2 separate regions of the Homo sapiens genome follow, and region 1 is linked to region 2. Evidence: chromatin loops called from intact Hi-C (ENCODE). Cell type or tissue: heart left ventricle. All regions are shown on one strand. Each heading gives the region's core, and the rest is flanking DNA. Links, peaks and the distances in the headings are about the cores only. Region 1 overlaps LOC105377043 (a long non-coding RNA gene). Region 2 holds the start of CTNNB1 (catenin beta 1).

Region 1 (2,900 bases), core at 235-2,734, 420 kb after region 2:
TCCAGTCACGAAGACCTCCATTCACCACCTGCTCCTCAGAGACTAAGTTAGGACAAAAGCACGGGGAGAGGCAAGAAATCCCACAGTCATTTTGGGCTAGACTGTGACCAAATTGCAAATTGCAGATCCTAAGTTAACCCTATTAATGACTGGAGTCATTACATAAACTGGATGATGTTTCTTGCCACCCAGTAGAACTGGGGCTTATATTCCATGGGGAGAAAGAAAAGGAGTTTCGTCGCTGTACTTGGTGTCTGGGGGCTGCTTTAACTGTGAAATTCCATATCCAAGACATTCCCTTTATGGGTGAGCTGTCCTCTATCTCCTAAAAACCAAGCAAGAGAGATAGAACCACACACTCAACCTCCAGGGACAAACCGGTGGGAGGAAACGGATATTCAGTGGGCGCCTATTATGTCCCTGCCCTGTAGTAAACACCTTCGCCATCCTTAGCATCTTTTCTATTTGTAATATCTCTGCAAAGAGGAAGAGCTCATCCTTGTTTTAGGCAAATGCAGCTAGGACCTATGAGCTACATTAATATCCGGTCACGGTGATGCCAAAGCCCTTTCCTCTTCCGCCAAGCTGCCTCGGGGCAGAACTTAGAAAGGCTGAGAAACATCCTCATTCCTCCCTCCGCACACTCCCACCCTGAGTGCTTTAAGAGTAGGACAGTCAGCAGCTGAGCACACAAATGCAGCCCTGTCTGGGAACAGGGAGCCCAAGGGGATGCAGCGGTGGCCTTTGGAGGGGTCAGTGACAGCTGTGTAATCGGGGAAGTGCCTTGTCCAATTGGAAGCCCACCCTCCCTTTGAACTATGCGCAATCCCCTCTAGCCGCCGGCCCCCGGCTCCCTCCTCCCAGGCTCTGGGTTCAGTTTTTTCCTTGGCAAATCACACCATTCCGTTGGGAGAGTGGCTTGCTGAGTTTGGCAGTGTTGACACAGCAGTCTCTGGACACGTTCCGGGAAAGCAGGCTACAGCATGTGAGATGAATTTTCTCCTGAACTGTGTGGTTTCCAATGTGTTAGAAAAACAAACTTGGAGAAGTCTGTTTGGCGTGTGTGCATGTGTAGACCCCACTTCCGGAGTCGAAAATGCTGTTGGCCTTCGCCCCCGTTACTTTAAAAAAAAAAAAAGAAAAGAAAAAAGAAAAAAAAGTCCGTCCTCCCAGCGTCTGGTTCCCTGAAACCTGAGGCAGCGTGGACAATGGGAGCTCTTTCAAGTCGCAGCCCCAGCGGCCACGTGACTGCGCCTTTGTGCTGGGAGTGGAGGCAAGTGGAAGCTGCCTGGGTGTCTGGACATTGGGGCCCTTTCAGTGTTGCTGAGCTGCTGGGCCTCACCTCTCCACCGCCTGCCTCCAGGCCCTTGGCTACCCTTCTTCCTCCCAAACATCCAGTTCCTGTTCCCAAAATAACTGCACACAGGAAACTGCCTCGAGGTGGGGCCTCTGCAGTGGGTGAATTCTTAGTGCCCCTGCAGGGATCTCCGGACCTGGCAGGGCCAGTGAAGACAGCGACTGCCCATCACTGCTATGGTTCACAAGCTGTGATGCCAGGAGGGCCGGCAACACCCACTCTTCACGCTCCTCCCATCCCATAACTTCTGTTTTTCCCATAAAAGCAAGGCCAGGCAGCAGCCAAGTCTGACTCCTTTCACTGCTTTTCCGTCCTTCAGGAAAGATGTTCAAGTACTTTTGACCTTCAGATGCACTGGCCAGTAATGCCTTCTTTTTCGACAGAGACTGTGGTTACCTGGCCACAGGGCGATGAAAGCACTTCAGCTGGAAACTACTGCTCCCTCACCTCCCATCTTCCCATGAAACAAGCCAAAGAAGCCCCCTTTGTTGCAGAATAGAGAGGTCCCTGCTCCTCCTTGCCAGGGAGAGAGGAGGCAGGGCTGACTCTGGAATCAGAGTCCTGGAGGGTAGTCACCCTCGGCACTCTAAGTGATAGGACGCCCGCAAGGGGGTCGCTCGTCTAGATTTCATCAGTGTAGCTAAAGTAGGTGTTATCCAATTCTCTAAGCCAGTGGTTCTCAACCCCAGCGGCACACCAGGATCACTGGGGACCTTTCAATACTTCTTTACCCAAGCAACCTCCAAACCAAGAAAATAAGAATCTCCAGGGGGTAGGACCAGGCACTGGTATTTTTAAAAAACTCCCCAGATGGTTCCAGCATGCAGCCAAGTTTGAGAACCACTGGCTTAGCAGTCCTTCTCAAACTCTAATATATATGTGAACCACCTGGGATCTTGTTAAAAACATAAGTTCTGATTCAGCCTGAGATTCTGGAGGCCTAACAAGGAGTGCTGACTCCACCGATCTATGGACCACACCTCAAGCAGCCAGGCCTAAGAGTCTTTAATGATACCCTGTACCTCTCCCTGGTTGAATGGGCAGAAACAACAAGGAGATAGGATGGGAGGGCCTATAGAGGACTTGTGGACTTCTAGGTCTTGAAGGGATTGCTGAGATAGAAGTCACATCCATGCATTTGGGAAATATCTTCAATGGTGGAGAGATCTGGTTGTCAGTGTCTGAATTCGGGATAGAGTAAAATATAAACTTCACCTTTCAAAGCTTGGATAAGAGAATTGACATGGGAGGAAATCACCTCCTACCTTCTAGCTCTTTGCCTGACGCTAAGGATAGTGACAGTCTTACGCTGACCCACTGAGTGACATAAAGCCCTATTTGGGATTGTCAAAAACCGTCTGGCCTGAAGAGGGCCATGGGATCTCAGGGAGCTCAAGCAATGAGGGGGATGAGGCAAAGGTGGTTCCTCCTCTCAGGGTGTCTCGGTGTTTCAAATACAGCTGACGTGCTCTGTCTACAACAGGGAAATCCTTTTTGTTGCCTATTTCCTTTCTGATTCAGAGCTAGTCAGTGCCTTCAAAAA
Region 2 (2,900 bases), core at 314-2,813:
TCCAGACAAACTACAACTTAGCGATCTGAAAAACATTAGCCTAGACTTTATGAAAGGAAATGCTGCCGTCTCTTCAAGTTGATGTCTAGCCTAAGCCACCATTATTCATGATACAAAGCTCTCATTTCACTAAAACCACTCCTCGATTTCCTTTTGCCGACCTCTGCATACCAGCAGCCTAGTCTTTCTTCATTCACCACTCACAAACTCGAGGGGTGGGGGGAAGACCACAGATGTCTGGAAGATACAAAGTAGGAGACAACGCTCCCTCCAAAAGGGAAGAGAACGAAGGCAACAACTACATACACCCAACTGCCAAAGCTTTCAAGCTTGGCAGATTCAGAAGCAGGCTATAGGAACTTAACTTCGAAAAGTCTCGGTTCAAAGTCCTCTCTCCAGACAAAACACTGAAAGAAGTTGCAATGCTTGAATTCCATTTGGCCAGCTTTGGAGCGAAGGAAAAATTCACTCCGCTGAAAAGAAAACGTGCTCTATAATTCAATTTTAGCTGCCATCAAACTATTTGAATAAATTTAAATTATTTCTACGAACAAAATTCTCGAAGCGGTCTGAGTCAGAGGCTGAATCCTGCAGTTCACTTGGTAAGAAACAGTAAGCCATCACCTTCGCCTTCCTCCACCCCCTTATTTCACCAGGGTCTCATACCCACTACCATAAATCCATAAGACTCCCAGTACATTATCCACTGCTTTCACTCACCTGCATAGTACGCTAAAATACAGGTGCAAGACATGGATTTTTTATGTGCTCACCCTACTGACGCATCGCACCCGCTGCACTTAGAGTTTAGTTGCTCTAAGGTTTAAAGTTGCTTCGATTCAAACTCACATAGCCAGGGCATTAAAAAAAATAATAACACTTCTATTCTTAAGAATGAAAGAGGAAATCTTAAGAGAAAGTCCACTGGTCCGATCCCCAGGACTGATGGGACTTAGGGTGGCGTCTCTGCCTCAGCGCCCGAACCCCAACTCGCCGCAAGAGCTGAGAAGGCGGAGCCCCCCGTCCCCACCCCGCCCCCCACCCAGGGCCCGGCGCATCCCGAGGCACCGGGTCCCTCCCCCAAACTCGGCCAAGGCCAGAGCCCCGGACGGAAACCACAGACCCCCACCCCCACCCCCACCCCGCCTGCCATCCGGGCTCCTGTACGCGCCCCCGCGGCGCCCCCTCCCCGCAAGCGATGCCCCCAGGGCCCCAGAGAGGCAGCGCGACCGGAACCCGGGCCCGGCCGCCGCCCTCCGCGCCCCGGGCGCGGCCCACCCTCACCGTCCCCCACCTGAGCTCCCCGCTCCCAACCCCAGGCCTCCCGGCTGCGCCCAGCCCGCCGCCCGGACCGCGCGCCTGCTACGAAGTTTGGCTCCGAGAGGAAGCGGGAGCAGCCCCGGAAGGATAAGGAAAGGAGCGCCCAAGCACCTCAGGGGAACAGGCTCCTCCCGCCGCGGGAGTCCGACCGTCCTCGACCTGCGGTGGCGGCTCGGCGGGGACTGAAGCTGCTCCTCAGACCTTCCTCCGTCTCCGCCTCCCCTCGCTCTCCGCTCCCGGGGCCGGGCCAACGCTGCTGCCACAGACCGAGAGGCTTAAAATGGCGCCGCACAAGGAGCTCTTATAAGTCGCGCAGAAGCCGCTGTATCCTGCCGCCACCGGCGCAGCGCGGAGCGTTCCGCCGCGCGAGGACAAGGGGCGGGGCGCGAGGGGGCGGTGGAAAGTAGTCCCCGCGCCGCCCAGCAGTCTGCTGCCGTCTGAGCGCCCCGGGCCGGGGTGGGGTGCCTGGGCACCCCACGGACGCTCCCCGGGGTGACGGCTGGCGGCTGCCCGCTGCGCGGCCTGAGGGCAGCCCGTGAGGGCGCTGTGGTCTGCATCGGGGAGGCCGGGCCCCCGCGGCCTGGGTTGGGGAAGGTGGCCCTGGTATCCTCCCCTGTCCCAAGCCCGACGCCCCCGCCCCGCGCGTTTCCCGAACCGGGAGAGCAGCTGCAGGACTCGGCGCGCCTTTCCCGCGGCCTGCGGAAGGTGGCATCTCGGCCCCGGCCTTCGAGTACCGCTCGGGGCGGCCGGGACAGGTCCTGGGAGGGCGGAAGTTCGGGGCCAGGGCGGCGGCAGGGGCTCGGGTTCAGCGCCCGCCCGTCTTGGGGCGCTCCTGGCCCCGCAGCTGCCCCGTCGCTGGTCTGCGGGTTCCCGGCCGGGCGCGGGTTAGGGGGCCTCGCCGACCTTGTGGTCTGTGCCGCACACTCCCTGCTGGACCTGGGTCGCAGCCCAGTCTCACAGCACCCCCAAAGCCCCCCACTGTCCGGATGGTGGATCCCACCTCTCAGCAGGCTGTTCAGCTTGAATTTCGACCTGAATCACCGGGCCGAGCCGCCTTCTGTCCCCACTCACGAAGGCTGTGAACTCTCCGTAGAACGGGCGCCAAGCCCGCAATTCAACAAGTCCTTAGGAGTACCTACTGTGAACAAATAACTAATGGAAATGGATTAGCTCCAGAGCGCTGTCAATTAGGTTAATTCTTATAGATTCCATTTTTATCTGGTTCCACTTGTCACTAGGTATCAATAGATTTATTTGTGGGGATTTTTCTTTGGAGAAGAAGATTTTTACGGTATTACTTATTTGTGAAATCCAAGTATGTTTATAGAGAAAGCTATCGATTAAGCAGCCTCCAATTTTTTAACTAATTTTCTATTTAAAAACGTTTGTAATTCATTTCAATAGACTGAAAAATGTTTCCCATTCTAATGCAGCAAAATTGACGTTTGTCGAAGCTGCAACAAGTATGATCGATTCAGTTTCTCTAGGCTATTGTTTGTGCTTATTTTTCCTCCAAAACATTGGAGAGAGTACAAAAAGCAGCAGTGAAAGTTACCTCTGTGCTTTTATCCCAGGACTAC

Evidence for each region. A loop is a pair of places that touch in the nucleus more often than their neighbours do. Peaks named below come from ENCODE experiments on the same cell type or tissue, not always from the same donor. Only the 100,000 strongest peaks of a DNase experiment are listed, where the experiment ranks them.
Region 1: a loop joins it to region 2, with 11 times the contacts of the local background. A loop is called at or near these places in 15 of 110 quality-filtered maps.

The regions. Positions count from the first base shown.
Region 1 is chr3:40,779,062-40,781,961 of GRCh38, reverse strand. All of the region lies in intron 2 of LOC105377043 (a long non-coding RNA gene), which reads right to left. Among named protein-coding and RNA genes, the nearest start is that of ZNF621, 260 kb to the right of the region's middle. In heart left ventricle, for the core only: a CTCF peak has its summit at 1,288; DNase peaks (open chromatin) are centred at 751 and 1,251; H3K4me3 peaks cover 1,092 bases; H3K27ac peaks cover 2,412 bases.
Region 2 is chr3:41,198,202-41,201,101 of GRCh38, reverse strand. It overlaps CTNNB1 (catenin beta 1), which reads right to left and starts at 1,597. Exons shown (of 15, transcript NM_001904.4): 1 at 1,432-1,597. RefSeq lists enhancers at 727-836, 1,547-1,606, 948-1,894 and silencers at 1,187-1,306, 1,737-2,196. In heart left ventricle, for the core only: a CTCF peak has its summit at 1,861; DNase peaks (open chromatin) are centred at 1,651, 1,951 and 2,341; H3K4me3 peaks cover 2,500 bases; H3K27ac peaks cover 2,398 bases.